Linked DNA regions of Mus musculus: regions 2 and 3 are each linked to region 1. Evidence: chromatin loops called from intact Hi-C (ENCODE). Cell type or tissue: gastrocnemius. All regions are shown on one strand.

What was found. Peaks named below come from ENCODE experiments on the same cell type or tissue, not always from the same donor. Only the 100,000 strongest peaks of a DNase experiment are listed, where the experiment ranks them.
Region 2: it touches region 1 in a loop (4-fold over the local background); 6 of 42 quality-filtered maps call a loop at or near these places.
Region 3: a loop joins it to region 1, with 12 times the contacts of the local background. A loop is called at or near these places in 16 of 42 quality-filtered maps.

Annotation. Positions count from the first base shown.
Region 1 is chr1:89,320,225-89,328,224 of GRCm38, forward strand. No RefSeq gene overlaps it. Among named protein-coding and RNA genes, the nearest start is that of Gm41913, 63 kb to the right of the region's middle. In gastrocnemius, a CTCF peak has its summit at 3,063 (motif pointing right); DNase peaks (open chromatin) are centred at 1,380 and 3,057; H3K27ac peaks cover 1,584 bases.
Region 2 is chr1:89,627,793-89,635,792 of GRCm38, forward strand. Agap1 (ArfGAP with GTPase domain, ankyrin repeat and PH domain 1) reads left to right here. Exons shown (of 18, transcript NM_178119.3): 4 at 1-54; 5 at 2,596-2,737; 6 at 6,368-6,502. Among named protein-coding and RNA genes, the nearest start is that of Gm41914, 51 kb to the left of the region's middle. In gastrocnemius, CTCF peaks have their summits at 50, 4,176 (motif pointing left) and 6,392; DNase peaks (open chromatin) are centred at 34, 4,174 and 6,482.
Region 3 is chr1:89,521,582-89,529,581 of GRCm38, forward strand. All of the region lies in intron 1 of Agap1 (ArfGAP with GTPase domain, ankyrin repeat and PH domain 1), which reads left to right. Among named protein-coding and RNA genes, the nearest start is that of Gm41914, 55 kb to the right of the region's middle. In gastrocnemius, CTCF peaks have their summits at 3,029 (motif pointing left) and 4,468 (motif pointing right); DNase peaks (open chromatin) are centred at 3,020, 3,662 and 4,432; H3K4me3 peaks cover 846 bases; H3K27ac peaks cover 982 bases.

The sequences.
Region 1 (8,000 bases):
GGTGACCTGCTCCAACCTCCCCTTCAGGGACACACAAATCAAGCAGGTGGGATGACTGAGTCCCACTTGCACACAGGAAGTGACTCATAGGCTCAGGCTTCCTGGGAAGAGTCAGTGGCTCCGAGAGTTCTGTACATTCTCATTTTAAAGTGGACCACAGAGTTATTCTAAGTGAGACCTAAAGTTAATAAGATATCTAACTTCCCACCCTGACATCTACATGTCATGCTTTCAACCAGATCTGACCTGGAGACCCACGGGAACACTAGCAGTTCAGTCTGTAAGCCCCTGGGAGACTTATGGGAACACGGGCAGTTTGGTCTGTAAGCCTACTGGCTCTGCTAAGCAGGCTCTGTCTTCTCTACCAGCCGCACAGCACGGGGCTATTTGGCAGTCCCTCCTTGTTCTGTGGCCCTGGGTCTTCCTATGCAGCACAAATGAGGCACCTGCTGGTGTCCATCCCATTAGCAGGAGACCCAGGCATCCTTCCAGGCTGGCCTACTTGTCAGTCATTCAAAGGAGCTCAGAGGTAGACATGTGGCCACCAAGAACTCAAAGGGGAGAATGCCTAATGTGTCCTTAGGTCTGCCCAGCTCCCAGCTCCCTGTCACAGTATCCCAGTTCTGTTCTTCTGGAAATTTCTTTGGTCCTTCTCTCTTTTTCTTTCACAATCAAACCATGGGGGGGGGGTCTCTTCCTCTTCATTAGTTCTGTGTCCAAACCTCATCAAGATGACATGACTGTGTTGACCAAGGTGGATTGGTCTCAACCAAAATAACTTGTTTCAAACAACTGAGTATAATGTTAAAAATATCTCCAACCGCACATGACTACGTCCCAAACTGCAAGAGTACAGCATAATCTGGCTTAGGTCGTTTCCTGCTTTCTTTCCTGGTCAGTGCAGGAGGCTGCTGGTGCAGCTGGGTGTGGGGTAGAGTGAGACGACCCCTCACAAGCTCAGCCACCCACCAACCCTAGGCTCTGCAGATCACCTGGGAGCTTCATGGCACCACACAGAACCACGTCTGCTGCACCGTTTGTTTCCACCGCTGGAAGCAGAGCATTTGGGACAACGCCCAATGGTGTTTCTTAGCATTATTGTACTCATTTTCTTGCCTGTGTTGTTGTCTGCACTGGATATGGTTCATATGTTTAAGGCTTGGTTGCCAGCTGATGGCCTTTGAGTTCTTCCCAATGGCTGAATCCCATGATGGATTCATAACACGATAGCATCATTAGGAAGTGGTAGAAAACAAAAATGGGTCCTCATTGGAGGAAACTGATCACAGGGCATACCCTGGAAAGATAGACCTTGTCCAGAAATGTTTGTGAATTCTCTCTGCTTTCTGGCTGCCCTGCGATAGCCATCTGTGTTCTGTCACATACACGCCCCTGCTGTGATGCACTGCCTTGCCTTGGACCAAAGCAATGGAGCCAGCCAACCATGGATGGAAACCGTACGTCAAAGTAAGTTCTTCCTCCTTTAAGTGATTTATATCAGGTGTTATATCACAGTGACGGATAACTGGCAAACAGTGATACAATAACAAAATGTCAGACCCAAGCAGCTCAAGTGATAAAAACTTATTTTCGTACAGGAAGTCCAAGATCAAGGTATTGTCAAATGTGTGGTTCCTCCTGAATCTCCCTGGATTTTGGGTAGCCTCCTTCCTGCTGGATTCTTGTGGTCTTTGTTCCATGCACGTATACTGAATGTCTTTCTGGGTATTCAAACTCCTACTTCCTGTGTGTGTTGGGGGAGGAGAGCTGTTCGTGTGTGTGGTTTATGTACATGAGTGTGTGGTGACTTGTGCAAAGGCAAGAGCAGAAAATTCAGATGTCTTTCTCTATTGCTTCCTCCATGTTACCTCGAGATAGTCTCTCAGGAAACTGGACACTCACACCTTCAGCTAGACTGGCTGCCCATTGAGCCCTAGGGATCCCCCTGTCTCCACCTCACAGTGCTGGGGGCTACAGGCTCATGTAGCCCTGCCTGATTTCTTTCTTTTTCTTACCTCCATGTTGGGGATTTGAACTCAGGCCCTCAATCTTGCAGAGTGAGCACTGTTAGCCTCTGAGCTTTCTTCCCAGTCTCCAAATTCCCACTTTTTATGGGAATTCCAGTCAAATGACATGAGGGTCCAAACCTGATAGCCACATTTTAGCATAGGCACCTTGATTAGAACCCATGGTCTCCTCATCTAGACAGATGCTAGGGCACTGCAGGCTTCTAGAAACTGAATTGTGGTGGTGGTGGTAGTAGTGGGGACATAAGTTAACCTATAATGGACAAGGTTCATTCTCTATTGTGGCTTTAGATACTGGCTGTACCAGTCTAACCATGCACCCCTGAATGTCTTAACCTCTCAAACCACAGAGTTCAGAGAGTGCTGTAGAACATGGGGGCTTCTCCAGTCTGGATAAAACATGCTCTCCCCTCTCAGTTCCCTTCCTCGCCAGCTATGTACCTGCAGACTTGCCTGTCTGGAGCACGCCCATAAGGCACTACAACACAAGCCCTCTCCCAAGAGCTCTACCCTAAGAACCACCCAGCAGCCTCCAGAGCTGTGGGAAGCTGCTGTCCTTTGTTTTGGCAGGGATCTTGTATTTGTATTCTGAGCCTAAAGGAAATCACAGGCATTATTCTAACTTCCTGTAAGGAGAGGCAGAGATTCTGCCTCTGCTGAAGTCACTGAAGGGTTCCAGGGCCATCGCCCATTTGTTTTCCTGACTTTCCATTTCTCAGTTACTATTTAAAGGTAACTTTCTGCGTTTCAGTTTGTTTGTTTGGTTTGGTTGTTTTTCATTTCTCTTGGCCCAATATAGATCCATGATAATTAACATATTGTCACTTAGCAGATTGACACCCACAGTGTTATTTGCACCCAGCCCTCTCCTGACTTTATAAACTAAGGAACAAGATAATTTCTGACTTTTTAAAAAGTCCCCCAAAACGTCATCAACCAAAATTCTGTTTTGAAGATCTTTTAAAAGAATCTTGCATATCTGCTTGCATGTGTGTAGACGCACCATGCATGCAGTACCCACAGAGGCCAGAAGATGGCATTAGATTCCCCTGACACTGGAGTTACAGATCTGTGGGTGAGACTGGAGCCTAGGTCCTCAGCAAGAGTGCTTAGTGCTCTTAACCACTAAGTCATTTCTCTAGTCCCTGAAATTCTATATATATATTTAAATTTTTTATTATTTTTTCCAGTTCTCTGACTTTTTTTAAGCTGGCTTTCAATGGGCACAAGACTTTGAGAAAAGAAAAAAAAATCATTTTTCCAATAATACAGTATTCTCCTCTACTCATAAGCAGTGATATACAGGAGCCTGCTTCTCAGATTCTAATTTCTCCATCTAATCTATTTAAAAATTATTCTACTTTCTACTTGTAAATGCTATCTGGAGCCCACCAACATCCTCAGCTCCAGGTGGCTCTTTTAAAGCAACTACCTGAAAGTATAGGCTGTGGTTCTTGCCCATGGGGGTCCAATTCTGGTTCTCAGAACCTAGATACACCTGCTGCATGGCCACCTGCTCTGTCCCATGTCCCCCTAAAGGTTCACCATGAAGGTCCAATGAGTGGCAATGGCTATCACTGGAATTTTGTGCTAAAGAACAAAAGAGGCTCTTTTTAGTCCTGGGTTCTAGCCATTTGCAGAATGCCTCGCAGTCCAAATTATACTGGCTCTTTCTCTGTCACAGTCTGCTGGTCATTCACTCTACTTCCATGGACAAACACTGTTACCTTTTAAAGGAAGACAGCCAGCCCTTTGCTTTTTCCTCCAGAAAATAGAAGAAAACACACTAAATATGAAACACACACACACACACAACATTGGAGGAAAATCTTTTCCTCAGACTGGACAGAAGATAACGAGAAGATGGGAAAAGATGCTCCTGTTAGTCTGGCCTAGGTCCTGAGTAACTCTCTGCACAAGGCAGAGGCTGTGGTACTGAGTTCACAGGTAGACTATCTCAAATCTCTGGGCCTGACACCACTGCTTGCCTTCATGGGATCCAACATGTTAGGCCACCACAAACACATGTCCTATAGCTTCAGTACAGGTTTGAAAGTCAATGTGCATTAAGTAGGGTCTAGAGAGATGGCTCAGTGGCCAAGAGCACTTGATGAATAGTCATGAAGATGGAATTCAGAATCCAGCATCCATGTAAGATGCCACATGTCCCCTGCACTCCTGTAAGCATATCTCTGAGGGAGGCCAGCCCAGGAGCATCACTTGGTCTTGGTGGCTCCCAAACTACCAAGAAAATGTGAGCCAGGGGCTCGTGGAAAGACTCTATCTCAAAGGAATATATGAATGGGAGAGGAAGACAGACAGCTGGTGTATTGTTCCAGACTCCACACAAAAGCACAGATACAAGCACCTGCATACCCATGCGTGTATATCCTCACGCACAAAGACACATGCACACAGAGATAAATGCATCTTTAAAAATGTATTGAGTGAATAAATGAATGAATGAATGAATCATATGAAGGGCTGGATGAATGAGTAAATGAACACTGGAACAAGAATTACATCTTTCTATCTATGTGTGCCTGAATCTCTATATGACAAATTCTGGGATCTAGGCATTTCTTTGGGAAAGCCCTCTTCCTTCTAAGCTGGAGGGAATACAAATCAAAATGGATACATCCTCACCCTCCCAGATTGCTCATTAAGTATTATGTAAGGCAGAGACTCTTGTCAATGCTTATTTCTCATCTGAACAATGGGATGGAAAGCCTGATGGCCTCCTACCTCACTACAGAGGAAGGGGAGAAAATAAATAAAAAGACAGAAAAACCATGATCTACCAGTGTCAGCAGACAAGGAGACACTCCTATAGAACCTATGGCTGTCAAAAGAGTAACAATGTAACATTAAACAACTCTGTGCTGATAGCCTTGACAACTTAAACTAGAGCGGACTTAAACTAGCAAGCAGAGTCCTGGAAAGACCATCAAACTTACTCAAGAAGAAATAACATCTGTTGTTATGTCTCCCTTTACATTTCTGATTTTGTTAATTAGAATGCTTTCCCTGTGCCCTTTAGTGAGTCTGGCTAAGGGTTTATCTATCTTGTTGATTTTCTCAAAGAACCAGCTCCTCGATTGGAGGGCATCATCCTGAGTGAGGTAACCCTATCACAAAGGAACTCACACAATATGTACTCACTGATAAGTGGATATTAGCCCAGAAACTTAGGATACCCAAGATATAAGATACAATTTGCTAAACGCATGAAACTCAAGAAGAACGAAGACCAAAGTGAGGACACTTTGCCCCTTCTTAGAACTGGGAACAAAACACCCATGGAAGGAGTTACAGAGACAAAGTTTGGAGCTGTGACGAAAGGATGGACCATCTAGAGACTGCCATATCCGGGGATCCATAATCAGCTTCCAAATGATGACACCATTGCACACACTAGCAAGATTTTGCTGAAAAGACCCAGATGTAGCTGTCTCTTGTGAGACTATGCCGCAGCCTAGCAAACATAGAAGTGGATGCTCACAGTCAGCTATTGGATGGATCACAGGACCCCCAATGGAGGAGCTAGAGAAAGTACCCAAGGAGCTAAAGGGATCTGCAACCCTATAGGTGGAACAACATTATGAACTAACCAGTACCCCTGAGCTCTTGACTCTAGCTGCATATGTATCAAAAGATGGTCTAGTCGGCCATCACTGGAAAGAGAGGCCCATTGGACTTGCAAACTTTATATGCCCCAGTACAGGGGAATGCCAGGGCCAAAAAGTGGGAGTGGGTGGGTAGGGTAGTAGGGGGGAGGGTATGGGGGACTTTTGGGATAGCATTGGAAATGTAAATGAGAAAAATACCTAATAAAAATATTTTTTAAAAAAGAAGAAATAACATGCAGGGCATGGTGGTGCACGCCTTTAATCCCAGCACTTGGGAGGCAGAGGCAGGCGGATTTCTGAGTTCGAGGCTAGCCTGGTCTACAGAGTGAGTTCCAGGACAGCCAGGGCTATACAGAAAAACCCTGTCTTGAAAAACAAAACAAAACAAAACAAAAAAGAAATAAAATAAACAGACCAATATTGATCCAAAACATTGAATTTGTATTTTAAAATCTCCCCTCAAAGGAAATCTGTAACTCTAATGGCTTTACCGGTGAACTATAGCAAGTATTTCATGAAAAAGTTCTAGTTCTGAACAAACTTACCCAAGAAATTGGATAAGAAAGACAACTTTTGAACTCATTCTACGCAGGAACCCAAAAACCATTCAAGAGGCTAGGCAAAAGCTGTACAGAATAGCTTCCCTGAACACAAATGTAAAATCTTAACATTTCAGCAAATAGAATTCAGATATAGAAGGAAAGAAGCCAGTTTAGAAGGAAACATACTGGATCACTTAGTCAATGGAAACCCACAGGTCATGCCATGCCTAATGTTAAAATACTGAAAGTTTTCTCCCTAAGATTAAGGATAAGGTCTGGAATATATATTCTTATAACTTCCTCCACTTCTAGAGGTCCTAGCCAGTTCAATACGTAGATAGATAGATAGATAGATAGATAGATAGATAGATAGATAGATAGATAGATAGATAGATAGATAGATAGATAGATAGGGATGTAGCTCAATTGCTAGTACCAGCCTAGCATGCATGAAGCCTTCCATTGGTTGCCAAGGGTAGTGGCTCATACCTGTAATCCCAGGACTTTGGGGGTGGAGGCATAAGATTAGAAATCTACTATAAATGGCATTTAAGTCTGTGTTGGAGAGAGTGGAGGTAGAAAGGATGAAGGAAGAGATTACAGTCACCCTGTGTGGAAAGGGAGGGTTAGAATTGCCTTTATTGTATTGTGACACACCTGCATCCTTGCATAAAGATATCTAAACATTTAAGATGCCACTTACTGTCACACTAAATATAGGAAATAGTTAGGGGATAAATTAGTTGAAAGATGTCTGAGAGGCATATACAGAATCTATCCATGCTTCAAGGGAATCAAAGGGACCTATATAAATGCACGGGACCTGGGGCTTGTTCATGGGTTTGAAGGCTTGACGTTGCCAGGCAACAACTTCCCCCCAATCCTTCCACTGAATCATCAGAGCTCCAGTTCATATCCCAGAAGAGTTTATGGTTTGAAAAAAAATTTCAGGCTGATTCTCAAGTCTAATTTAAATCCTAAGAAAAGGACCTCCAATATAGGAAATAGCACTGAAAAAGAATAAAGCTATAGAAGTAAATTCCTGATCTCAAGAGGTCTAAACCCACAGAAGTTGACACATTTCAGTGTTAGCATAAGGCTTCAAAATAGAATCATCGAAGGAAGTGGAGTGTTCAGAATTAGATCCCCACGTCCATGTGAGCATCTGATTTCAAAACCAATGTGTGAGGGCAATTCGATGGAGAAAATAGTCTCGTCACTAATAAAGCTGGAATCATTTGGCTGGATTCATGCATGTTCAAAAAACTGAATATTGATCCACATCTCATGTCGTGTATAAAACTTAATTCAAAATGGATGGCAGACCCATATACAAAGCCTAAACTTACAGAAGCCTGCACGCTAGCATAGCAGATTCTGGGACCCAAGTTCAGATAAAATCACTTAGATACCATATTTAAAGCATGAGCTGGGGGGCGGGGTAGACTGGACCTCATCTAATTCATATTGATGTGTTTACCAGAGGGGGGATGGGAAGGCTCTTCCCTATTCAAAGGTCTGGGTTATAGAATCATACTGTAACCAGGATAAAGACAAACTCAGGCAAAAACTCATGATGGATACCAAATCTAGGGGAAATTGCAGATTATCTAGTGGCCATTCTAAAATTTAAATGTAAACGCAAAAGATCTAGAACATCAACACAATGAAGGAGGAGAAGGAAGAAGAGGAAGAAAAGGGAGAAGAGGAGGAGAAAGGGGAAGGGAGGAGGGGAAAGAGAGGAAGGGGGAAGGTCAGGAATGAGTTCTCTCTCCAGGCAAACCTGCAGAACTAACCAGAAC
Region 2 (8,000 bases), 310 kb after region 1:
GGACAGAGTTATCTGCTGCTGATTAGGGATGAAGGGGGCCCCCCGGAGGCACAGGTGAGTACTGCATGCACACCCAAGCCAGACTGATTTTTTTTTTGCTCTTTGATGACTTGATCTAAAGGCTGAAACAAGACAAGAATCAAGTTTAAAATAAGGGAAGTTAGGTACCCAGGAATTTTGGGTATGTGTGGCTGATTTTGTTTTTTATTTAAGTTCAAGTTTTTAAGAAGGAAAAGCAAATATATCTGCTCTGAAATATGACTGTCAGAATGACTTCTAGAAATTTTTATACGTATAAATGCATCGTGTTTTGGTGCCCTCCCCTTTAATTGATCTCAGAGCAATCATTTACAAAGTCTGCTGGCTGGAATTGGGACGCTTTTCTGGCAGTTGACAGGAGTGGGCATCTCCACAAGCTTGCCAGCCCTTGGCCTACGTCATTCCTCACTGAACCCTAGACTACAGTGTACTGTGATTCCTTTGAAAAACGTCTCGAAAGGTAGCATCAAAACTTTTATCTGGCTTCATTTTCTACTGACACCATGATCTTCTAGCTAAGTGAAAAGAACCTAGAAGTAGGCACAGCCCACACCTGATGGGATGGCACATACCTGCTAAGACAGCTCACACCTGCTAGGGCAGTTCACACCTGCTAGGGCAGTTCACACCTGCTAAGACAGCTCACACCTGCTAGGGCAGTTCACACCTGCTAGGGCAGTTCACACCTGCTAGGGCAGTTCACACCTGCTAAGACAGCTCACACCTGGTAGGACAGTTCACACCTGCTGGGACAGCTAAGACAGAAGGAGGGCCAGGTAGAAGGAGGTGCAGATGTTCCTGATTTCATATAAGGGGTTTCGATCTAGACCACTTCCTATGCTGGAAGACGGGGCAAGGCCTTCTCTTTTCTGCCTCTTGGAGGAGAGTATGTCTTAGTTCCACGTCTTTTTTTTTTTTTGGTTTTCGAGACAGGGTTTCTCTGTATACCCCTGGAACTCACTCTGTAGACCAGGCTGGCCTGGAACTCAGAAATCTGCCTGCCTCTGTCTCCCAAGTGCTGGGATTAAAGGTGTGTGCCACCATCGCCTGGCTTTTTTTTTTAATTATTTATTATTATATGCAAGTACACTGTAGCTGTCTTCAGACACAGCAGAAGAGGGTGTCAGATCTCATTATGGATGGTTGTGAGCCACCATGCAGTTGCTGGGATTTGAACTCAGGACCTTCAGGAGAGCAGTCAGTGCTCTTAACCACGTAGCCACCTCTCCACCCACTTAGTTCCATGTCTTTTTTGTGATAAAACACACTGGCAACATAACTTTAGAGAAGAGGGTTTATGTGGCCCAGAATTCCAGGGTACAGTCCATCATGTCATGGGAGTCCGGGCAACAGGGAACTTGAAACAGCCACAGTCAAGAGCAGGAAGCGGAGGATTAGTGAGGCTTGCTCATGCTCAGCTCACTTGTCTGTACAGTCCAAGAAGATTCTGCCCACAGTGGGCGTGTCTTCCCATCTCGCTCAGCATAGTGAGAACAGTCCCCCATAGACAGGCTCAGAGGCCCATCTCTTTGGTGATCATAGGTTTTTGTCAAGTAGACAGTTGACACCAACCATCACCCAGGTAAGGGCTCCCCCCTGGCAGGTCGAAGAGAGAGGCACTCAGTCGGAGGCACCCCAGGCTTCCTGTACAGCCGCCACTGTGTCCTGACAGTGTCTGTGGCTCTGCCTCAAGAAAACTTTGCCCCAAGGTCTTACTGACCTATGTGTGTGCCATTGGAACTTGAGGTCTGTAAGTCTCTTGGGTAAATATTCCACATTGAAACGCGTACAGTTGTTGCAGGTGGCTGTCACTTCACACGCAGGCACAATTAATTAGGAGCTCTTCCTTGACCCTAAGAGCTTCCCCGGGGTGAGCTTCCAGGGGGAGATTGGGGCTCCCTTGTTTGTTTACACATGTAAAGAGACAGACACAGACTGGATCCAGACTGTCTCAGCTTCTGTGAGAGAGGGTTGCTGGGCACTGCAGGGAGCCTGGTCTCTCCCTCAGCTTCATCCTCCCAAGAGAGCTGTTGTAAATAAGAGAGCTGTTGTAAATACGATGATGGAAGAGGCCTGGGTATAGATTAACCTTACCACTCCCCCTTTAACTTTGCTACAAATGAGTAGTAATTTCCCAGCAGGGAGCTGAGTGGGTGGGTGTGCTTGGTGGCTGCTCAGCCTCTGCTGTAGCAGGAACTCTCTGGGAAAACACTCTCACTGGTGTGCGCTGTGGGCACTACGACTCTTGAGCACACTGTGTGGGTGCAGAGGAAGAGTCCCCACTCAACTTGAGGTCCACTAAGTCTTTGGAAGGTTCTGTGGAGGCTGTGTGGACTGACCCCCATGGCCTGTTTCCAGATGGGGAGGCTTCAGGGCACAGGTAGAGCCTTGCATCTGCAGTGTGGGACACACACACACACACACACACACACACACACACACACACACACACGAGGGAACATCAGTAATTTGGCCATAGTGCATACACGGACGTCAGGCCTCACAGCCTCATCCTGGGCCCCGCTCAGCTGCCCTTCTTCACTCCTCTCTCTGCAGTTCGCCATGTGGGTGGACGCGGTCATCTTTGTCTTCAGCTTGGAGGATGAGATCAGTTTCCAGACTGTCTACCATTACTACAGCCGAATGGCCAACTACAGGAACACCAGTGAGATCCCATTAGTGCTGGTGGGGACCCAGGGTGAGTGCCAGCTCTGCTCGGGTGTTTCTGAAGGTTTTGTGGGCATGTGCGCAGTATGGAGGAATTTGGAAATGACCTGAAGCTGAAAGTGGGGGCTGGGGCTGAAGTTGCTTTTCAGAATGAGAATTACCATCACGTGGCCTTTCTTGATTAGTGCTATGGAAATGACACTCAGGCTCAGACAGACATCTGCCACCCCAACCCCATCCCTGGTGCTTTAGGAAAACCTGTTGGCTCATGGTTTGTCTACATTACGATGCCTTAGTTGCCTTTTGCATAAGACACCTTGTAATCAGGTTGTTTTTATTTATTTCTGTTACACCAAGTGTCTGGTTAATTTCGACTTTCAGTGCCCGTTTGGTACTAGCTTGTGACACACAGTTGAGTTTTGCCCTCACCCTTGTTATTTCTCAGGATCTCATGGTCTCTCCTTTTCTACCCAGCAGCCCCTTCACAAAGGCCACAGCCTCCCTGTGACTTCAGTTATTACTGTCTTTCTTATCACTTAAAACATGTCCTCTGAGTAAGGTGATTGTCACACAGAATCGGACAACTCCCTCAGCCCTGGTCACAGACTCGCTCTCAGGAATTGGCCACTGGAGTCCAGCCAAGGTTTTAAGCAAAATTGTGGAGTATTCCTTCCTGACTTTTCTAAAATTTGAGCTGCTTTTGCTATTTCATTTGGAATTAGTAAATCTGGTATTTACCAGCTGACGTGCAGTCAGGGTTTGAGAGCTGTGTAATGAGGCACTGGCTGCCTGCCCTCAGTGTGTCACTTCTAAAATATTAAAATTGTGTTCCCATAGAGACCACCATTTCTTCCTTCCTTTTTCCTTTTCTTTCTTTTTCTTTTCTTTTCTTTTCTTTTCTTTTCTTTTCTTTTCTTCTTTTCTTTCCTTTCCTTTCCTTTTCCCTTTTCCCTTTTTTCCCTTTTCCCTTTTCCCTTTTCCCTTTTCCCTTTTCCCTTTTCCCTTTTCCCTTTTCCCTTTTCCCTTTTCCCTTTTCCCTTTTCCCTTTTCCCTTTTCCCTTTTCCCTTTTCCCTTTTCCCTTTTCCCTTTCCCCTTTCCCCTTTCCCCTTTCCCCCTTTCCCCCTTTCCCCCTTCCCCCTTCCCCCTTCCCCCTTCCCCCCTCCCCCCTCCCCCTTTCCCCTTTCCTCTTTTCTTTTCCTTTCCTTTCCTTTCCTTTCCTTTCCTTTCCTTTCCTTTCCTTTCCTTTCCTTTCCTTTCCTTTCCTTTCCTTTCCTTTCTTTTCTTTTCTTTTCTTTTCTTTTCTTTTCTTTTCTTTTCTTTTCTTTTCTTTTCTTTCTTTTCTTTTCGGATGCATGCAGTGGTCTTTCTTATTTCTGAAGCCTGCAGCACCAAACTCTGCCACCCAATCTTAAACCAAATAGAAGACTTTTTTGTTCCTATAGCTCCCTCTGCTGGTCACCTGGAGACAGTGCTTTGGTTTTTAATGTGCAATTGGCCTTCCTGTCTTCATGTGGTCCAACAACAGGAAAAGTAAAATACAGGTGATACACACCTGTAATCATGGTACTAGGGAGTTGAGAAAGACAGATTGCCACTGAAGGCTAGCCTGGGCTACAAAACTAGACTGTCTCAAAAATACAAAGCAGTGTGGTGGTCCGTGCCTTTACTAGCACTCTGGTGGATCTCTGTAAGTTCAGGGCCAATCTGATCTTTGTACCAAGAAGTTAGCTGTACCAAAGTTGTAAGCTTTGTGCATGGTACACTTGCCATCCAGGTAACCTAAGATGAAGTATGCAAGCAGATGATATAGGTCCTATACAAGTATCACAGCCTGTCATGGAAATGGCTAGAACATCTATGTGTGTGTGTGCATGTGTGGACCCTAGAAGTCCTGAAACCTGCTACCAGAGCATTGACACTGTGCAACATGGTGGCATGGTTAAGGTGTCTGCTCTGGAAAGTCCTCAAGTGGAGTCTTAAAGCCATTGCATCTCCCAGCCAGGTTTCCCCCACAGTTGGAGCAGGGGAAAATTCTGAAGGAATGCTTTGTCTATGACCGACCGGGCAATTCCCAGCAGCAGCCCAGTGTGTAAGAGCCATGTGGGCCTGCTTCTGAGACACAACATTTTCCCATTGTGGACTCTCCGTGGCTCATGCTGGCTGGAAAGAACAGATTGCCTGCTGCATTTCTCATGCCTACAGCGTTTGTTTCTGTTTGCAGTGGGGCGGAGTAAGAGTCCAGGCTTTGGCCCACGCTCCTAGACTAGAGCTAGTGTAGCCCCTCAGTGCTTTGGGAGAGGAAATGTCAGGTCAGGTAGTCATGTGTCAAGAGTCAGTGGACATAGGACTTGACCTTGATCTAGGGTTTTTTGTTTTTTTGTTTTTTTTAATCTCTTTTATCTCAGTATGGGACCAGCTGTTCTGGGGCCCTGCTTGGACCTTGTTACTGGGCTGAGGGACCAAGGGCACCTATGGCAGAAGCTGGACTCTGTGCGGCTTCCCCATGATATTCTGTCAGTACCCATGTGTTCCATGCTCAGTGGGCTCCTGAGGCACCTGTGCCAACACTGGGGATGTCGGCAGCAAGGCCCTCAGGTGATATGAGAAGGTGCCTGAGGGTTCCTTTCTGCTGGCTAGGCTAGGTGGTTTTAGAGGCCAGGGGTTGTTAGGGTGAGAGAGAGAGCTGAGAAACTCTTAGGGATACCCAGCCTGCAGGAGGCCGGGAGGCCAGTGCTGAGAGGTGGTGCTGAGCTCAGTGCATCTTCTAGGGCAGGAATGGCCTATGCTTGCTCATCTGGGGCCACATGGGGGAGTGAAGGACCACTCCGGTGCTCATTAGGCCTGTTCTACCCCCAAAGACTTGCAGTTAGACTGATTAGGAGATGCAGCGTTAGGACACTGCCAAGTTAAAGTGGGTGCATACGGGGGCCAGCTAGAGCTGAGCTGAGCTGCGGGCCCAGGGCCACCTCTGTGACACACTGACCTGAATTCATATGTGGATGGGGTAGCTGCAGTTTGTTGGGGTCCCAGGCTGGATAAAATGGGAGCTTGGTGGTCTGTGCTTTCCAAATTAGACAAAGGCTTCGAGAAATTATGGTTTTAAATTTATTTCCTTCCTATTTTACTTTAAAAATAAAAATGTTTACGCCTTTAAAAAGGACCTTTTCCCTACTTGTTGTAAACATATGTCAGATATACTTACTTGTTGGGCAAGACAGATGGACATGTTCTTTGGGCTGTATCCGAGGAACCTTTGTTGGGGAGGCTGTTGTCACATGGACACCGAGTGTCCAAAATCACACATTTTGTTTTTGTTTTTGTTTTGTTTTTCGACACACCAAGTGAGCCTAAAGGATAGGATAATGAGCCTCTCTCCAAAAGAGCCTTGACCTCAGTCCTTCTACCTTGGCCTCCTGAGTGTTACGACATGTGTGACCTCCCTACCCCAGGGGTTGAGTTGAGCCCAATTTTGAGGATGAACTGTTTTCAGAATCCCAACTTCTGGGAGGAATGACTTCTCCATGGGCTTTGATGGGTTTTGAGTTGCAGGGGCCCCCAGAGCTGCAGGAAGCAACTGGCTGTGGGGCAGGGTTAAGTCCCGTGGGCTCTAGAGTCATGGGAAGCAGATGCTAGTGAGCACCCTGTCCTTGTCTGTTGCAGATGCCATAAGTTCCACCAACCCGAGGGTCATCGATGACGTCAGGGCTCGGAAGCTCTCCAATGACCTGAAGAGGTGCACGTACTATGAGACGTGCGCCACCTATGGGCTCAACGTGGAGCGGGTCTTCCAGGACGGTAAATGGCCAGCTTTGTGACTGCAGGGGCTCTGGGACACACTCTGGGAGAACAGTCACACGTGGCTGTGGGGACAGAAGCCCACCACGTAGTGTGCAGGCAGCAGCGTTGGGCAGCTGCTCCCAGTTACACTTTTAGGGGCTGTGTTCAGAAGAAGGAACCCTGCAGAGTAGTCCCTGATGGCATCTGTGTGTCACTGTGTAGCCTGCTCTGCACAGGTGTGTCACTGTGCCCCTGTGTGTCACTGTGCAGCCTGCTCTGCACGGGCGAACCGGTACTAAAAGCTCTGTCAGTCCCACTGTGCTCATATTCGTGGCTATATTGCTCATTCTTAGCCCGATCCTGCCTTTAAGATGAAGGCATATATATTTGACATTTGGTCCTGGGGAGATTAAACTGAAAGAGCAAACTCTGAACCCCAGAAAGTAAAGTCAGAACTTGGGGCTAAGAGTGTGGGCCAGCCTCAGTTACTGTAGACTGCCCACCACAGGGACAGTGGGATTCGTGGGGAGTTCACCTGCCGGAGCTTCAGGCTCCGCTAAGGGAGGCATATTCATGTCAGTCGTGGTGCTGCCGGATGTGGGTTATGAGAGAAACCAATACTAAAGCAGGGCAGAGGCAGGTGGGGAGGGGTAGCCTCTGCCTCAGGGACTTGAACTTCTGGATAAAGAGTGGGCTTAGAGTCGGGTCTTCTGAGGACACTCCAGAGCTTGTTCCTATTCTCAGAGGCAGTTGGTTGTGGGCAGTCAGTCTGAAGACCTTTGGCCTAAATCTACGTGTAGTTACCCACTTCTGTCTCCTTATTTCTGTGTTGGGGACTGGCAGGGAGTAGAGAAGGACAAGCCTGAGATTCTTACAGAAGGGTGGGAATCAAAAAGCCTTGCTGTTCACAGACCCTGAAGAAAACTTGGTCCCAGCAGCACACTCAGAGAACAGGGCCTGAGAGCGTAATTTAGCCTGTAGAATGCCTGTGTAACATGCACGAAGTCCTAAGTTCAGACTCCAACACTACATAAGCTGGGTGTGGTGGCATGTGATTGTGGCCTCAGTACTTGGGAGGTAGAGGCAGGAGGATCAGGTACTAAGCCACACTGCAGGTGTGAAGCCAGCCCAGGCTGTAGGAGACCCAGTCTTGAACTGGAAACTGTGATCTTTGGGTTGTTTGAGTAAATGGCCTGGGTTGTCTCACTAACTCTCCAGCTAAGATTTGGGGCCCAGCTCTTTCTACTGCAGTGTATTTGAGCACTGGGCCACATTGCCACCCTTGTGTTCTGTCTCCCCCTCCCCCGAAGCAGCCAGGCTTTTCCAGAAGCTTGCGTCTCTTTCCTCCTCTGCCTCGCAGATGGTTACCTGTTCTCTGGGTCTCAGACTTGATCCGTTCCTTCTGTCTCACTCTGCATTTCATTCTTCCTGGTGCCAAACCCAAGGAAACTCAGGATTTCCCTGAGACGCTACGCGTGCCTCTGGGTCCCAACTTCCCTCTTCTCATCCTTGTGTG
Region 3 (8,000 bases), 200 kb after region 1:
GTGGCACATTCTCTCATCAGACCACATGCCCTAGGGAGAGGTCCTCGGATCCCTTCAGGGAATTCCGTCTCAGCTGTTGTGGGCTGGGGATCAGCAGCTTTCTCTGGGCTCCTGTTGTCATTCACTTACTGTGCATACCCATGAGTGGACAGCTCGAGAAAATCCCCGAGCTGGATTCAGAACAACCAGGGCCCGGACATGAGGTCCACGCTGCGTTTACTTGCCCCGCTCGGCCTGTAGTTGATCCTTGTGCTGGCGAAACTGGAAAGGCTCACTAAATCCTTGCTTGCTTGGAAAAGCCAGTGGCTTGAAATGAATAATTTTGAGCCATTAGTAGAGAAAACACATTACCTGTATATAAACCTGACAGTAACAGAATCACTTCTGTCTCCCTTGTTAACCGAGCTTGCTAACCTGCTGCCTGCTTTGTATATTCGCAAAGCCTCCTGGGTGGAAAAGGAGAATCCAGTGGAAGGGTGAAAGATCCTTGCTTGAGCTCCAGACAGCTGGTGAGTGAAAGGCAGCCAGAGACACAGCTGTCCTTGAGTTGCGCTTCTGCCAAGTCAAAATAACAGGTATGGGGTTGAGATTCCGAGCTCAGCCTGTGCAGTGCCTGCTGTGTGCTAGGCCTTCTTGAAAGGGCGAAACACACCCTTTTGTTTTCAGTCCTTGCCGTGGAGCGCTGTCCTCTGAGCACAGTGTGGGTGTCACGGGAACAGCCGTGGCTACGTGCGAGAGACTCTCAAGCCATGACTCCTTGACAGGCGGCGTTCCCTCAGAGTAGGAGAGGTGTAGGGAGGCTCATTGGACCCTCGGCTGAGCTCAGTCACACTCTTTTGCACTTACTGGCCAGTTATATGTTAATTCTGGCTAAATTGCACGTGGTCTGGGTGAAGTACTGTAGACGGTGGAATGTTAACTGCGAGTAGGACTCCTATACAGCTATGGGGAAGCTGTCATCCATGCTGGGGCCGAGGCTTCCTAGTGGCAGCTGCTCCTGGAGATAACCCCTCTCCCGTGCTTCCCTTAGTTCCCGTTGGGCTACAGTGGAATCTTACTGTGTGGTTTTGTTGTTGGTACCCTGTAAGGGAGAGGGGGTTGAAGACGATGCTCTGTGTCTCCTCGGAGAGAGTTCCCACAATGGCCCTGTAACAATCTATTTTACCGAAGAGCAGCTTTGTAGCTGGGGTTTGTTACTGCAGCCAGCAGCTTGAGGGTCTCTGTGAAGCATGCTGGGGTGTGGTGGGTGGGGTAGAATGAGGTCTGGCTGCTGTGACTCCTTTCCTGTGGGTCTCAGGAATGGAAGTAGAGCCATTTGATGGAGGAGGAACAGTAATTTTCTATGCACAGTTTAGTTCTGCTGATGTTTAATGAGAACTTCAGGGAAGGTGCCCTGGAAAAAGAGAACACTGGGGCTCCACCCCTCATACCTGTCTCTGTGTGGTCTTTAGTCCCTCTCAGGCTTCCTTTCATTCTCCATGATGAGGCACTGGTGTCTCTGACCAATGGCCTCTCCGCATAGCAAGATCTAGGTACAAAATGGTCATTGGATTTTTGTAGACCCTCCAAAGGCCACACCACCAGGAAGCTATGTTCACTGATGTGGGGCTCTGGAATTCTCTTGTTTGGCCAGTCTCTGCATTTCCTTTAGCCCACAGGTTGTCACCAGTGTTTGCTTTAACTTCCTCTTACGGCTATCTCAATTCGAGATTGCCAGCCTGAGCTACAGATCCATCTTGCCACAGATGCCAGCCCACCGCCACAGGCTGACTGCAGAGACTGCAGTGCCCTGCTGCACAGTGCTGGGGAAACTTGTTGCTGAGGGGATGTTTAAAGACTCTTCCAGTGGAGACAGCTCGTAGGCGGCGTGTTTTCCTGGCTCACTCCAGAGTATAGCTGGCCCCTCGGCAGTTGGTATTTCCCAGTGGTCCATCGTCCGCTCCTCTTCTACTGAAGTTCTTTACCTTGGCTTTCCAAGCCTCCTTTCCCTGGGAGGAGTGGCCATGGTCTCTGTGGGAGCAGAAGCCTGGCCTTGGCCCTGACGGTGCTTGGGGCTGTGATGGCTGGGGAGGCAGCGCCTTCCCTCACCAGGCTGAAGACAATTGGGAATAGACACAGGGTGGGCAGAGGCTTCCGAGCCCTAGAGAGGCAGTTTTGTCTTCTGACTGCTGTCAGTTGTGGTCAGAGGAAAGGGGCTTTGAACAGTGGAGTGGGAGTCAGCCGCTTTTTTATCTTTGAGGGTCACTGAGCATCTAGAGTCAGCCATCTCTAGCTGTTAGCCCCTTGTTTACCTGCCCAGCTCTGAGGTGGCTGGCAAGCTATGGGCTACAGCTTCAGTCCTGCATGCTAGCTGAGTGCCTCACCCTGCAGTGGATGGCAGAACTTTTGCAGGCTTGCATGCTGGAATGCACACAGCCAGCTTTTCCTGACCCCTCTGGGTTTGTGGTGAAGGGAGTCATTGAAATGGGTGGGATAATCCACTCTTCTCAGAGGTGGGCTGCTGATGACCTCCACAGGCCTGAGAGTCTAACTTAATAAACAATGGCTTAAAGTCTTACGATGAGTTGTAGTGGTATTAGTGAGGTGTGTTATTGTTTGTTTGTTTGTTTTTGTTTTTCGATCACATTTTACTGCTTTATTTACATATTAAATATTTCTCATGAACTTTGCTTTATAAAACTGACAAAGATTTTTGCCTCATTAAGCAAGCTGTGTTTGCTGACTGTAGCATAAACACATCATCACCATGCAAACAGACATACATTTAAGTGCATATACTGTGAATTTTTGGCTTTTAGGCTTTCAGACTTGTTTATTCAGGTAGTATAAAAAAAGAGATGAGGCACATTCTTAGGGGAATTTTAAGAGTACACATAGGTTAAATTTTTTGTTCTGCGGTAATTGTAGACTCATGCTCAGCAAACAAGGCGATTGAAGCAGCAGGAAGGGAAGGAAGTGAGTAATCTAAGTGGATAGTGGGATCTTAGACTTAGCTTCTTGCTCGCCTATACTGCCCCCTGCTGGCCATGCCAGACTTTGCATTGCGGATGTATACTTAGCAGGAAGGGGATCAGTTGTTTCATACATACACACCATAGGTGATCTCTTTCTGTGATCTTCCTTTCTTTCCCAAGAATAGAAATGACTTTCAGGTCTTCTGTTCTGATATCTTAAATGATATCTTGGTCTCTTCTCTCTGCTCTTCCTACAGCTAACCTCTGGGATTATTTCCTGTCCAGGGTTCCATGAGATTTAACCTTTTTTTTTTTCTTTTTCTGTTTGAAAGAATTGAGAGAGTGATTAGTGCATTGTGAGCTGCTAGTTCTTTTTCATTTTATTTATTTATTTTTGAGGCAGAGTGTCGTCGTCCCCCAACCCCCACCAGGCTAGCCTTGAACTAACTCATGCCCCTGCTTCTGCCTCCTGAGTTCTGGGCTTAAAGGTGTGAACCACTAAGCCAACCTGCTAGTTCTTTATAAAAGATAGAAACATGATTATAAGCTCCTGAGTGGAGGGGTCATTTCCCCCATTGGGGAGCAGTGGGTGGAGTCAGGACCCAGGTCAGCTGACAGGAAGGAGGACCCAGATGAGATAGCTCAGATGTCTCCAGAAAGCAGGAAGACTTGGAGGGGGAACAAAAGGCTTGTAAGGGAGCCTGCGTGGTTACAGCACTAATTTCTGCATGGCCCCGGTTCCCCACTGACTGCAGAAGAGCAGGTATCTTGGGAGGATGTCCCCGCCCACTAGAAATGCTGATAGAACCCCTGTCCAGGATGCAGAGGTTGTCCGTCCAGGAAGGGAGTGAGGTCCAGGTCCCGCCTTCCCCCAGTGGTCACTGTTGTCTGCTCCTGTTCTGACCTGGCTTTGAATCACTCATTTCTTTATTTGTGACCGAAGCGATGCTGTGGACATTTGTTGGTGCTGCTGGTTTTCATATTTTCTATTTGTTCAAAGCATGTGTTTATAATCGCATCAAGTGTATCATTCTCTCTCACTGTCTTCTCCATCTTTTGTCTGCTCCCATCTTCCCCACTCCTGTACCTGCTCCTTCCAAGTAGCTCCCCTCCCACTTTCATGGCGTGTGTGGAGGTGTGGTGTGGTGTGTATAACACCCGTGTTCTGCGTGTGACAGAGAAAAGACAGTATTTGTCTGTCTGGGTCTGGCTTACTTTACTTATTATGACAGTCTCTGGCTCTGTCGGTTTTCTTGCCAACACATACTTTATTTTCTCTTTATGGCTAAATAAAACTCCTGTGTGTGTATGTACCACATTTCACCCGTTCATCTGCTGCCAGACGCTGGGCTGCAGTGAACAGCGATGCGGTAGGCATGAACGAGCAGCATGAACGAGCAGGTGTCCCTGCGGTGTGCTTAGGCCTTTGGGTAGATTCCCAGGTACGGGTGGGTCATGTGATCTTGCCAATTGTTTTAAATTGAAGCCAGGTTTTTGGTTGACTCATTCTCATCAGCCACCAGTAGATGGAGGGAGTGAGACATGCAAACAGAGTGCTGTCCCCACTGCCCGGAGTCTGTGACATCCATCCCTAAAGATGTGTGTTCATATTGTTCCGTGTGGATGTGCCCGAGTGTGTGTAGCTGAAAGAACCCAACGGAATTAGCTGTTGGTAGTAATATGAAGCGGGAAAAGCCATTTATGAAAAGTTTAGTCATCTTTGAAAATTAAGGAAAGTGTATACGTTTGTTTGGTTTGCAAACACTCATTTTTTTGGTAAGTCAGCAGCAGCCAGAGTGGACTGTAGAAATACGGTGGAGAACCACGGGGTTGGTGGTGTACTGCTAAGTACAGTTGTACATCGAGGGTGGGCACCCCTCCTCACCTGGTAGTGGTCTCCAAAGTGGTTGGACAGTGCTTGGGCACACAGTGGAATACTGCAGTCCTGAGGGGACATCATACTTTCAGGGGTCACTGTCTTAATCTGATTTCACGTTAGTGACATGGCAAGCTGGCCATGAATGCTGAGAATCCAACTCTGCCTGAGGTGACTAGACAACTCCAAGGTCAGGGTGCCAGCCAGGACACCTGGGGCTGCAGACCCTTTCCTGTGTTCCTCTGTGTTCTCAGCTGATACATGCTTACACCTGGGTGGGAGGAGCTAGGCAAGCGCAGGAGGTTAAACTTCTTGGAGTCCTTGGAGAGGGTCTGTGGCTCAGACCAGAGCCCTCTGGGCCTTCAGGATCCATGTGCTGAGTCCCGGAGACCTCCTTCCAGGCTGAATTGTGCCCAGCAGATATGAGACACCTAGAATTGTGTCTCTGATGGACTCCAGGCAATGCTTGTTGGTCCGGGTGGGTGCAGAAGGAGCTGGGGTTCCCACTGGTGTACTTGCCAGGCTGGTAGAAGTAGATGCTAGTGTTTCTGATGAGTTTTGAATGGCAGGGTTCTACAGAGAAGGCACCTTGGAGAACATATTCCCTCCTTTCTTATTCCTTAGTCCTAGAGAAGAGATGGATGGTGACTGTCAACTGAGACTCTGGACTGGGTTGTGACACTCCCCATGCTGGGTAGAGGGGAAGTTTTAGGGATTAGGTCATAAAGATGGGGCTGGTTGGCTGGTGACTGTGGTGTTAGCACTGGAGGGGCTGAGGCAGGAGGAACCTTTGAGTTTTGGAGTTTGAGGGGAGCTTGGGCAGCATAGTGAGACCTCCTTTCCAGAGCAAAACTGGCAGAGTAAGGTGAGTGTCCCCACTCTCACTGTGATGCATAGTGAGGACAAAATGCTCTCTAGTTTGAGGCAGTGATATTCCCAACCTGTGGGTCGCAACCCCTTGGGGGATGGCCAAACAAGCCTTTCACAGGGGTTACATATCAGATATCCTGCATCTCAGATATTTATGGTATCATTCATAACAGTAGCAAAATTACAGTTATGAAGTAGCAAGGAAATACTTTTGTGGATTGGGGGTCGCCACAACAGGAGGGACTGTATTCAAGGGTCACTGTATTAATGGTCCCAACCTTGGGTAGTTTGTGAGTCATTGGCTTAAGGGATGGCCTGCCATTGTCCATGGTGTCCTGGATGACACCTGACCTTGGATGTAAGCTTTCAGAACACCTGTGCATGGTCAGGTCACTGAGTCTGTGGCAGCCCGTGCAGACCGAGTCAGCTCTGTGGGGAAGGGATGGGAGTGAGCAGACTCCCGTAGGCCTTGGCCTCAGAGGGCACCTAGATGCCAACGAGGGCCTCAGCACTCATCACTCGCAACGCAGTTCCTGGAGATGCGGGCCTAGGTGACTTCACTCTGGATCAGGACAGCCATGTGCAGGGCCTGATCTCAGGCCACACATGGCGAAACCCTTCAGACCACCCAGCTTCTCTCATCTCCCAGACGCTGTTCTTTTCTGTACTCTGCCCCTTGTCTCCCAGGAGAACGGAAGTCCAGTGCAGTGTGTCCCATTCGGAGTACCTTCTTTCAGCAGCTGGGGAAGTAGCCAGTGTGTGCACATACAGCAGGGCCTCAACTTGCCCCGTCTCACTGCGCCGGGTCATTCATCTTAGACTTGCCAAGCGAGCACAGTGGCCTCAGACGCCCATGCTTACAGAGCTGGTGTAAGCTGGCAGGTGTTTTTGTGGAGCTCCATTGGCCCTCTGGGTGTGTCACAGGTACTGAGTAAGGTGGCTCAGGCAGGTGACCCTGGGTCCTGCAGTCAAATGTCTTGATAACATGTTGCTTCTACTGGACCCAACTGGCAGCATCTTTGCTTTTAATTTTTAATGTTAATTAATTTAAAAAGGTTTTAAAAATTAATCGAGAGCTGAAAACACCTTCAAGACCCCCTCCTAACTCAAGGCTGTAGAGAGCGGCCTGCAGGGTGCTCCTTTGGGCCACACTTCCCTGGTGCTTCCTAGGATAATTAATAGGTCCGGTTTGCTTTCCATGCGTGGCCCATGCAGAACAGAGGACGATCATACAATGCTAAGTTTCAGGGAGTTTGGTGGTAGTGCTCAGAGGACTTGAATTTGGACAGCATGAACCATGGAGTCCCCCAAATGGTATAAGCCATATACTACTGGTCATTATACTTTACATGGCCCCCCAGCAGTGGGTAGGAATATTGGGGGTGTTATCAGATGCAATCACATTGTGCTTTGGGACATCTCAATGCAGCCTGGCGAGTTGGAACTTTTTCCTGGGAGGAGTTCAGAGTTGCTTCTTTCCTCCAGCAAGCAGGGTACTCCCAGCTATGTGGCGAGGTCCAGGGGAGAGGAGAAAGTCACATCGTGGCTCCACTACTGGCAAGCTATAGGAAGCTGCTAGCCTTGGATAAACCTTGAATCCCCAGGGATAGGGTGGAGGAGGTGGGGCGATTATACTTGTTTATAGACAGACCGGAGAGATGGCGTGTGCTTGGTCCCACCGCATTCCTCTTTCTGGCTGTGTGTGCAGTCATGGAATTACTCTAAAAGCATATGAAGAACCAGTTCGTCGTTCATTGGGGTAAATATTTAGGGCTGTGACTGGGCTCCGCTGCTTGGCTTTGTGTATCTGGCTGGCCGAGGGGGCGGGAGCTTGGCTGCCTCTGTGAGTGTCCAGTGTAGGCCAATGAGCTCATTTTTCCTGGAGCAGGTTAAACAATGTGATTACTCTGGGTCCTCGTATGGGTCAGCTGACGCCCGGCTGCTGTGTTTCACCTGCAGATGTGATGCTTGAAGCCGGCGTGGATGTTTCTGGATGCTTGCAGGGGGCACCTGCGGGTACCACAGCCAGTTGCTTTGGAGTGTGTTGAGGGCCCCTTGGAGATGCTTGCTTCTAGTCAGCAAGGTCGTACAAACTGAGTGTGTTACTCTGTGTGTGTGTGTAGACGCACAGCCTGAGCAAGTGTGCATCTGTGTGTATGTGTGCATCTGTGTGTATGCGGTGCCCCGGCTGTGTGTGTGTGTGTGTGTGTGTGTGTGTGTGTGTGTATGTGAGAATGTGTGTGTGTATCTGCATGAGTGTGCCTATATGTGTACTTCCTCTTCACTTAGTCCTACCCAAG